Linked DNA regions of Homo sapiens: region 2 is linked to region 1. Evidence: chromatin loops called from intact Hi-C (ENCODE). Cell type or tissue: A673. All regions are shown on one strand.

Region 1 (5,000 bases):
CAACACAGGTTTGAACTGCATCATTCCACTTATACACAGACTTTCTTCTGCCACTGCCACTCCTGAGACAACATGACCAATCTCTCCCCTTCCTCCTCCTCAGCGTACTTTCAACATAAAGACGACGAGGATAAAGGCATTTATGATGAACTACTTCCACATAATGAATAGTAAATATAATTTCTCTTCCCTATGATTTTCTTAATAATATTTTCTTTTCTCTAGCTTACTTTATTGTACGAATGGAGCATATATGTGTACATATAAAACACATAATACATGCTTATCAACTATTTGTGTTATCAGTAAGGCTTCCAGTCAACAGTAGGCTCTTAGTAGTTAAGTCTTGGGAGAGCCAAAAATTCTAGCTGATTTTTTGACTGTGTGTGGGGGGTCAGCACCCTTAACTCCTATCTTATTCAAGGGGCTATTGTATTCTAAATTGTCTTTTAGCTTGAGTCATAATCCAGGTATAGTGAAAAACATTTGTGTCTATTTAAAAATAATATAGGTAAGAATTTTAAAAATTATATATTTTTCCTACATGTCATTTAGGAAGAACTTAAAATGGAGTTATGTAAGAATTATATAAGCCTTTTAAATTTGACCTTTTATTTCTGGCATTAGAATCTAGTATACTGGGAAGGAAAATGTGTAAATAGAAATGAAACAAACTATTCACAACTGTTTAAGATCATGTATAAAAAAGTTATACTTGTTACTTTTCTGCCTGAAAACTGCAATAAAGTAATAAGACTTTTTAATATTTTACCTATTGCTAAAATTTATCTCATTCTCCCATATTTTATTATGCTATATAAGATATGAGATTTGGGAAATCTAGTAATTATCAGAAATAATATACTTTATAAACAAAATATATAATTTAGGAATGGAATAAACAAATAATTAAATACTATTTGGGAGTTTTTGGGAATTTGTCGTCATGCATGCCTTTTTTGTCACATTTTGTTCTTTTCTAGGATTAGGATAGGTAAAAAATTATGAGATGACTAGGAATTTATAACTGAAAAACAAACAGACTTTGAAAGAAAAAGATATTCCAGATATTCCATTTGGTATCTGTAAAACGTCAAACTCACATAATTTCATAATTACAGAAACTTCTTAAGAAATAGTGAGTTACAAAAGAACACATACAAGTGTCCAACAAACATATAAAAAAGCTCAATATCACTAATCATCAGATATATGCAATTAAAACCAAGTGAGATACCATCCCACCTCAGTCAGAATGGCTATTACTAAAAAGTTAAGAAAAAAAAAAGATGTCGGCAAGGGCACAGAGAAAAGGGAACACTTATACACTGTTGGTGGGAATGTAAATTAATACAACCTCTATGGAAGACAGTATGGAGATTTCTCAAAGAACTAAAAATAGAATGAGCATTCAACTAAGTAATCTCGCTACTTAGTACCTACCCAAAGGAAAAGCAATTGTTATATCAAAATAATTCCTGCACTCATGTCTTTATCACAACATTAATCATAATAGCAAAATCATGGAATGAATCTAAGTGTCCATCAGTGGATGATTGGATAAATAAAATGTATATACACACCATGGAATACTATGCAGTCATAAAAAAGAATAAACTAATGTCTTTTGTAGCAACATAAATGGAACTGGAGACCATTATCCCAAGTGAAATAACTTGGAAACAAAAAAAAATCAAATACAACATGTCCTCACTTGTAAGTGAGAGCTAAACAATGGGTACATGTGGACAGGTAGAAGGAAATAACAGACATTGGAGACTCCAAAAGGGAAGAGGTTGGTAGGGATGAGGTTTGAAAAATTACCCATTGGGTACAACGTTCACTATTTGGGTGATGGGCACACTGGAAGCCCCAAAATCTCCATTACATAATATACCCATGTAACGAACTTTCACATGTACCCCCTGAATCTATAAAAATAAAAAATATTAAAACTAAAAAATGTAGTCACTTAAGCCTTGCATCTTTAGTAATCACTAATGCTTATATCTTATCTTCTGAGAAATTACCTGAGGGAAAGAGAAAGGAAGGAAGGAAGAAGGGAAGGAAGGAAGGAAGGTAGGTAGGAAGGAAGGAAGGAAGGAAGGAAGGAAGGAAGGAAGGAAGGAAGGAAAGAAGGAAGGAAGGGAGGGAGGAAGGGAGGGAGGAACAAAGGAACGAAGGAAGGAAGGAATTGAAAAAAGAGTAAGCTCAGGGTCTTGTCGCTTGGGAGAAAAATCTAAACTTCAGATGCTAGCTCAAAAGTCTGCTATGCTAGCTTTCACGTCTGATATGAATCATAGTTCCTCATTTGAAAACCTATTAAAAGTAGCAGCAAGGTTAATAAAGAGCAAGCTTAATCTCTTGAGAATAATTCAAGCTGACATTGAAATGTGTGCTGTCACAATTTTGCTCTGTAGACTTAGACACACGGCTATTTGCCTAGCACTGAGGAAGGGGAGGAGCAGAAACTGACTCACAGTTCGAGATGTTGGAGGAGCTGAAGGACTTGTTAGGGAAACCATCTCCTGGATTGCTAATCGAAGTTTTAAGCGATGCAGTGGATTGCTGATTCCAATTTCTCTCTGGATCTCAGTGTCAGATAAAGCAGACATGATGGCACCACTCTTCACGTTGGCTCGGCAGGCTGCCACGTACCACGCAGGCATTCCCAACCAAAGCTGTTAGATAGGAAAAAATACACTAACAAATTATAATAATAGTTATCATTTTAGTGTCTCATATGCTAGGAATTATTTTATGTATCTTACATACATGACCTCACCCCACGAGATAAAATGTTATCATTATTTTCCCTAGAGGACATAGATGCACAAAGAAATTAAATGATGTATTTAAAAACACCAGGGAGGCAGGGATAGAAACAAGATTTGAAATTGAGACATGCTAGCTCCAGAGACTCTATTTTAACTAATTCATATTACTAGTGGTAAAAGTAATGGCTGCATGGCACCAAGTTCCCCTTTGTATGTAGGGACCAGAACGGCTACAAGCCACATTTGATAAGGGACTCAATTAATGTTTGCTTAATGAGTGGCTTCAATTTATAATGCTTCTTTGGAATTCTGAGTGAAGAGAAATTCTGTCACAGAACGAGACAGCTGTGCCACATCCAGCCATGTGATTTCGATCAAAGCATGCAGTGTAGCTAAGCCACATTTCCACCTACCTTCCTACACCATGTGAAAGATGTGTGAACTTAATTAGATGCTATATATGAAAATGCCTTTTAGAGAGTGAAATGATGTGCTAAGAAAGAAGTTAAAACTCAAATCATTGAAAAACTAAAGAAAGCAACAAAATTAATAATGCATCAGAAATTAGAGATTTTAAGACTGGGCACAGTGGCTCATGCCTGTAATCTCAGCACTTTGGGAGGCCGAGGTGGAAGGATCACATGAGGTCAGGAGTTCGAGACCAGCCTGGCCAACTTGGTGAAACATCATAATACTAAAAATACAAAAATTAGCTGAGCATGATGGCGAGTGCCTATAACTCCAGCTACTCGGGAGGCTGAGGCAGGAGAATCACTTGAAACTGAGCAGCAGAGGTTGCAGTGAGCTGAGATCAGGCCTTTAGACTCCAGGCTGGGGACAGAATGAGACTCTGCCTCAAAACGAAACAAAAGAAAACAACAACAAAAAATGAGGCCAGGCGCGGTGGCTCACGCCTGTAATCCTAGCACTTTGGGAGGCTGAGATGACTGGATTGCCTGAGCTTAGGAGTTCAAGACCAGCCTGGGCAACATGGTGAAACTCTGTCTCTACTAAAACTAAAACAAACAAACAAAAAAATCAGCCAGGCGTGGTGGCAGATGCCTGTAATTCCAGCTACGGGGGAGGCTGAGGCACGAGAATTGCTTAAACCCGGGAGGCAGAGGTTGCAGTGAGCTGAGACTGTGCCACTGCAATCCAGCCTAGGCAACAAAGTGAAACTCTGTCTCAAAAAAGAAAAGAAATTAGATATTTTGATTTTTCAACTTTGCTGTGAGACTCTTGAAAGACAATTAAACCAGCAGTGCTATTTACACAGCACAGGTCTCGTGCACATCTCAAGCACTGGGTGAATGCCAATCACGGGCATTATATTTCAGCACCTGAATAACATCACTTAAAACAGGAATATTCTCCCATTTTCCCTCCATCATTAGTTATGAGTAAGAAGTAGAAAACACAACAAAAAATTAGCAGCTTACATATTTGTTTTTGAATGTCCAAAAGATTGACTGATTTTTTTTTCTATTTGTTGAAATAAACAGATTGAACAAAGGAGAGAATTGTGAGAGTGAGAAAAAGTGAGACAAAGAAGAAAAACTATAAATCAGCAAAATACAGTGCCAAGAGCTCTGGACCACAAATCAGAAGACCTGAGCCCTAATTCCTTTCCAGTCATTGGTGAGTCATGTAACCCATCTAAACCTCAGCCATATTTTCCTCATTTGTAAAATGAAGGAATCAAGCTTGATTATTTCTCTCTACCTCCTGATATCCGTTCCCTTCTATAATCTCCTTCTTTTGGGGGTAGGATTGGCCCAGTGATTTATTTCTAATAAATAGCTGATGATAAAAGTGATGGGATGTCACTTTCCAGTTTAGGCAATAAAATGACTGTGGTTTCATTCCTGCTAGTCCCCTCCCGCTGTCTCTTTCCCTCTGAGCTCTCACTCTGGAGTAAGTCAGATCTCAGGAGCCCTGTGGAGAGTCCCATATGACAAGGAACTAATGTTTCTGGCCAACAGCCAGCAGGAAACTGAATCATGACCCTGACCATATGAATGAGCATGGAAGTGGATTCTCCCCAAGTCTAGCCTTGAGATGACTGCTGCCCTGGCTGATACCTTGATTGCAGCCCTGTGAGAGACTCTGAGCAGAGGCCATCACAAAGCTATTCCCAGACTCCTGACCCATAGAAGTCATGAGATCATAAATGCCAAATTTGGGGGTAATTTGTAAACAGCAATAGCTAACCAGTATAAACAT
Region 2 (5,000 bases), 690 kb before region 1:
TTTAGCACTCTGTGAAATATAAATTAATGTAAAATTAAAATTAATTTATTATGACTATCCATTTTTCATGGTCTTTTCTATTATTGTGCTGTAGCAAGTACTAATTCTAATGTAGCTAGATAATTAATTTTCTATTGTCATAGCTCCAGATGGTCCTCCTGAAAATGTTCATGTAGTAGCAACATCACCTTTTAGCATCAGCATAAGCTGGAGTGAACCTGCTGTCATTACTGGACCAACATGTTATCTGATTGATGTCAAATCGGTAAGGCATGTCTTACCTTCTGTAAAAGCCAGTATAAAATGGTTAATAATACAAGATTTGGAACCAGACTATTTGAATTTGAATTTTGGCTCTGTTAGACAGTAGGAAAATTACTTTACTTGTTTGTGTTTCAATGTCTACATCTGTAAAGATTAATAATAGTAAACAGGGTATGAGGACTGAATCAGTTAACATGCATAAAGAACTTGGAACATTCCCTGAGATATGGTAAATGCTCAATAAATATAAGATATTAGTAACATTATTATAATATGTTTTATCAGTGTATAGAATGTGTATATATATGTATGTATATATACACACATACAAGTGGTTAAATTGGTAGTAATACAAATATCTGGTTTACAGTACGGTAGAAAGTAATTCATAATACAAAATGAGAAGAGAGAAGGCATTAGGAGAAATATCTTCCAGATAAAATAACATCAGAGCTAAGTCTTGAAAAATAAGTGAAGCAGAACATAAAAGGTAAATGGGAATAGGGGTGTAAAAAAGTAAGCCTCATTCAAGAAAAATCAAGTCTTTTGGCAATCCCAGGCTATAGCATTAAAAAAAATAAGTTCTAAGAGATGAGGCTAGATCCAGAGGCTGACTATACAACAAGTTACAGAGTTAGGGTTTTATGTTAAGGGCAGTGGGGTGCCAGTTGGTGATACAGATTTCTACTGTATAACATAGGCATGGTTGCAGTGTAGAGGATAGATTGAGAGCAGTATGGGGGGTGTAAAATCAGGCAAGGAGACAGGAAACTATAAAAGGGCAAGGAAAAAGAACAGAGGAAATGTAGCAAGAGAACGAATGAAAAATAATCTAAACCTATAGAATTTGGTGAAAAATCAACTAACTCATGATGGTGAGTGAGTAGGATAATTAAGGATGATTGTAAGTTATATGACAGAAGATTATGAGGAGGAACAGATCTGTAGAGGAAAGGAATGAGTTCAGTATTAGACACACTGAGTTTGAAATATGTGGCAGTCCTCCAGGTCAATACACCCATTGGCAGTATTAAATATGGATCTGGAGCTCAGGAGAGAAATTCTGGATTTCCAGATTTGGGTAATGTTAGTATTTAGAAGATAGTCAAAATTATAAGAGTGAATGAGATTCACTATGGAATGTGCAAAGTAAGATGACAACCTAAGGACAGCACCCTGGGGACTATCAACACTTAAATAAGAGGCCATTGAAGAGACTGAATGGGAGTAGATAGCCATTTGGATGGAAATCCAGGTATGAAAGTCAAACCCTTCATATAAGATAGGATGCTCAATGATGTCAATAATGCAGAACTGTTAGCCAGAATAAAGACTGGAAGTATTTCCTTTGCACCCTGCTTGGGTTTTGCTGGGCCTGATGAACACAGTTTTCTAATAGCATCTTATGCATTAAATTGTATAGCATAGTGATTTCTCCTCCTTTCTCTCTGTCTCTTGACCAACTTTATAATTTTATTATGTCTTTGTAGTATTCCTTAAATGGAGATATAATGCTTCTATCTCAAAAGACCTGTCATCATTAAAATAAAATTGAAAGAATTGTTGATGTATTTGTTCTCCAATTCAGTCTCTATTTTCTGTTCCTTTTGTAGAGCATATTTGTGAAGATTTTAGTATGTAATTAGCCAAAAATAATTAGCACGAATGATGAATGCCCTGGGAATATGCATTAAAAACAAATTATAAAATGATAAAGCTTTACTCTGTCAAATGAAAGGCACTTTATTAATGAAAATAGTTCTCCCTTGGAAATTCTGCTTAAAGGAACAAAAAAAATAAAACATATTAAGAAGTGATTTTGTAATCTCATTCTTGTAGCCTTCTTGCTGAGTTTCAAAGTGAGCAAGGGAAAGAGGGTAGAATGGGAAGATAACAAATATTTTAATTGCTTATTTTCTACAAGTTACATGTTCATCTCTTCCTATTCATTATCTTATTATATGTTATCCAGCAATATTTTCATATAAACATTATTACCTTCATTTTGCATAAAAGAAATCTAAGGAACAGAGACGGTGAATAACTTCTCACAGAGCTAAGACTTGGCTAAAACTAACAGATCAACAATGGTTTGACAGGAGAAAGGGAAGGTCATTAAATAACAAATAAAATTCGCCAACATAAATATAGCCTCACCAAAACTCCTTTAGATCAACAATAGCAAGAACAGATTCAGATAGAACCTAGTAATTCACAGTTTCTTTAGGATTCTTGGAATTAAGTAGAGGTATTTCCTTCCTTCCTTCCTTCCTTCCTTCCTTCCTCCCTCCCACCCTCCCTCCTTCCCTTACTTCCTTCCTTCCTTCCTCACACATTTTAAAATACTTCCAATGTACCAGAACTGTGCTAGGTGCTGGATATGTAGAAGTGAACAACTCTGATAAAGCACTTCTGCAGCTCATTTCATTAATATGTAATTATCAACATTCAAGAATCACTGGTTCCCAGACTAAGGAAGAATACATAGCATTGCACTTGGGACTTATTGTGCAGCCTGTCTTCTACAAAATACTAGCCACACCGATAAAACTCTTAACTTTAAAAGTGTAAACAAAAATTGTCAATCTTAATAAAATGTAAATATCATCCTAGATGATTCTGCTGGAAATTAATGCATTTAGGATCATTTTCATTGTTCCTTTTACTCTTTGACTGAACAAATTGTTATGAGTAGCTTCTGTGCATCAAGACAAGGATGAAAAACATAAAGCTCTGCTGTCAGGTAGCTCACACCCTAGTGGTACACACTGGAATAGAAACAGCTAATTATAGAGTTTGAGGTATGAAGTTTTGTGGGGAATATAAGGTAACAAAATAATTAAAGTTCCTGTTATGGGAGGAATAGAAGATAAAGGAGACTTCATAGAGCAGGTTAAATATATTCTAGGACTTGACGAATGAATAGGGGTACACAAGATGGGAAAGGGTGGAGGCGGGGTAGGAAGAGAAAAAAAATAGGAAGTGGGGCAGGAAGAGGAGAACCAGAGTCTAATTGCTGATAATGAATATAAAGTAACACTTCAAAAATGATGAAAGACATTTTATAACAATAGATTATCAAGTACAATATGAGCAAACAAACTTGGAATTGATTGAAGGAAAATGAGTCAGAAAGATGTGATTTCAGTCCTGGGTAAGTGGACAAGTAATAGCTAACAACAACAAAGGTGTAGTAGGTTTAATAAAGAAAGGTAATGATGATCTTTTGTACTGCCAAATTTGAGGACCGAGAATTCCTTTCAAATTTTGTTAAATACTTTTAAAGATATAATATATGCGTGCCATGTCATATTTTGCGACTTGATATTTGTTATCTATTGTTTTAATGGAAGGCATTGGAAGAGTATAATTTATAAATTATACTTATAAATTATAAATTTATAATTTATAAATTATAAATAGTTAAATTTATAAGATCAAACCCAGTGACCTTGTGGAAGTGTAGAATTCTATGGACTCTTGAAAGACCTGGGCTCAAATCCTTCCTCTGCTACTAAGTAACCCTGAGGAAGTCACCTTACCTCTATAAAATCAGAATTCAAATAGCTATAAAAGACAAGTGACATGAACCAGTAGTCAAAGTGAAGCCAATTGAGTGGGGCTCCAATGAATGGGACCCAGGCCCCTTTACAGAGGTCAATAGTTACCCATCTCTGCACCTCTCAATAATATTTTTTCAGCATGAAATTAAGCCTAGTCTTAAGGAAAATTACAAAAAGCATATTTTTATGTGATATTCAAATGTTAACAACTAGTTAAATACACATTTTCTGCCAGTGGCATATATTCCTGATCAATAGGATTTCTACGCTGATTTGTTTTTCTTCCATTTTCGAGAAGTGGGGCATTTCTGTCCACTGCTCTGTCTTAAGGTGGGAATGATCTATTTGACTGTATGCAACGATAGTATTATTTATATCATCCTTTTACTATGTTTCTTTTTTTTCTTTTTTTATAGCAACATCTTTTTTTTAAAAAAAAATTGAGTTAATTTTATTTACATTACCTCAGCAAACATCTCTATAAATGAGTTTCCAGGACAACATTTACAATATAGTTATACCATATGCAAATCAATGTGTGTTTCGCCATATTATCAATAAAATATGTTCTTAGCAAAGAGCATTAAAAGAATACATTGAACCAACCAACCAAACAAAAAATATTTCAAAGTTATAAGGGAAGGTCAAGTTGAAAATGGACTTAATAGTGTTCACTGTGTATAAAACCTGGTTTTAAGTGTTTCAATTAAGATACCTGAAAGTAGTATGTATGATAGGATTTTGAATTTTCTCATGGTTATCTTGGGAAAAGCCCTTCTACTTAGTGCTAGCAAGTTTAGTTATGTTTAATATCTGGAGTGAATAGGCCAGAACCTCCATAAAGGACAGACTATGTTTGAACAAATCATATAGCTACATTTCATATGCCTAAAGACACTCATTTATGCACATTAATAATTATGACATCCACAATTAATTACTATCCAGTGCTACACATAGTACTAAATCAGAGTTTTTCAAACTGCAGCCATCATCAGAATTTTTAAATGAGGTGGAATAAAGTTAAAAAGAGCAGAAAATATCAAAGTGTACTTCAGAAAGATGGTGTATTTCTGAAAAATGTGTTACAGTCATAAGATACGTATATATTTTATATCTATCAGTCTTATCTTCTGAATTATGTTACAAAGAGTGTTTCCTTTTGTGGGTAAT

Evidence for each region. Hi-C counts contacts between places; a loop is a spot of excess contacts. Peaks named below come from ENCODE experiments on the same cell type or tissue, not always from the same donor. Only the 100,000 strongest peaks of a DNase experiment are listed, where the experiment ranks them.
Region 2: it touches region 1 in a loop (7-fold over the local background); 1 of 110 quality-filtered maps calls a loop at or near these places.

The regions. Positions count from the first base shown.
Region 1 is chr12:81,292,355-81,297,354 of GRCh38, forward strand. PPFIA2 (PPFI scaffold protein A2) reads right to left here. Exons shown (of 33, transcript NM_003625.5): 24 at 2,481-2,681. It overlaps PPFIA2-AS1 (PPFIA2 antisense RNA 1), which reads left to right. Exons shown (of 6, transcript NR_120491.1): 3 at 40-170; 4 at 4,280-4,415. Among named protein-coding and RNA genes, the nearest start is that of PPFIA2-AS1, 16 kb to the left of the region's middle. In A673, no CTCF peak of the experiment used is centred here; DNase peaks (open chromatin) are centred at 2,297 and 4,717; H3K4me3 peaks cover 622 bases; H3K27ac peaks cover 4,518 bases.
Region 2 is chr12:80,604,916-80,609,915 of GRCh38, forward strand. It overlaps PTPRQ (protein tyrosine phosphatase receptor type Q), which reads left to right. Exons shown (of 45, transcript NM_001145026.2): 27 at 144-265. All of the region lies in intron 1 of LOC105369867 (a long non-coding RNA gene), which reads right to left. Among named protein-coding and RNA genes, the nearest start is that of MYF6, 100 kb to the right of the region's middle. In A673, CTCF peaks have their summits at 3,017 and 3,221; DNase peaks (open chromatin) are centred at 1,066, 2,556 and 3,056; H3K4me3 peaks cover 385 bases; H3K27ac peaks cover 4,375 bases.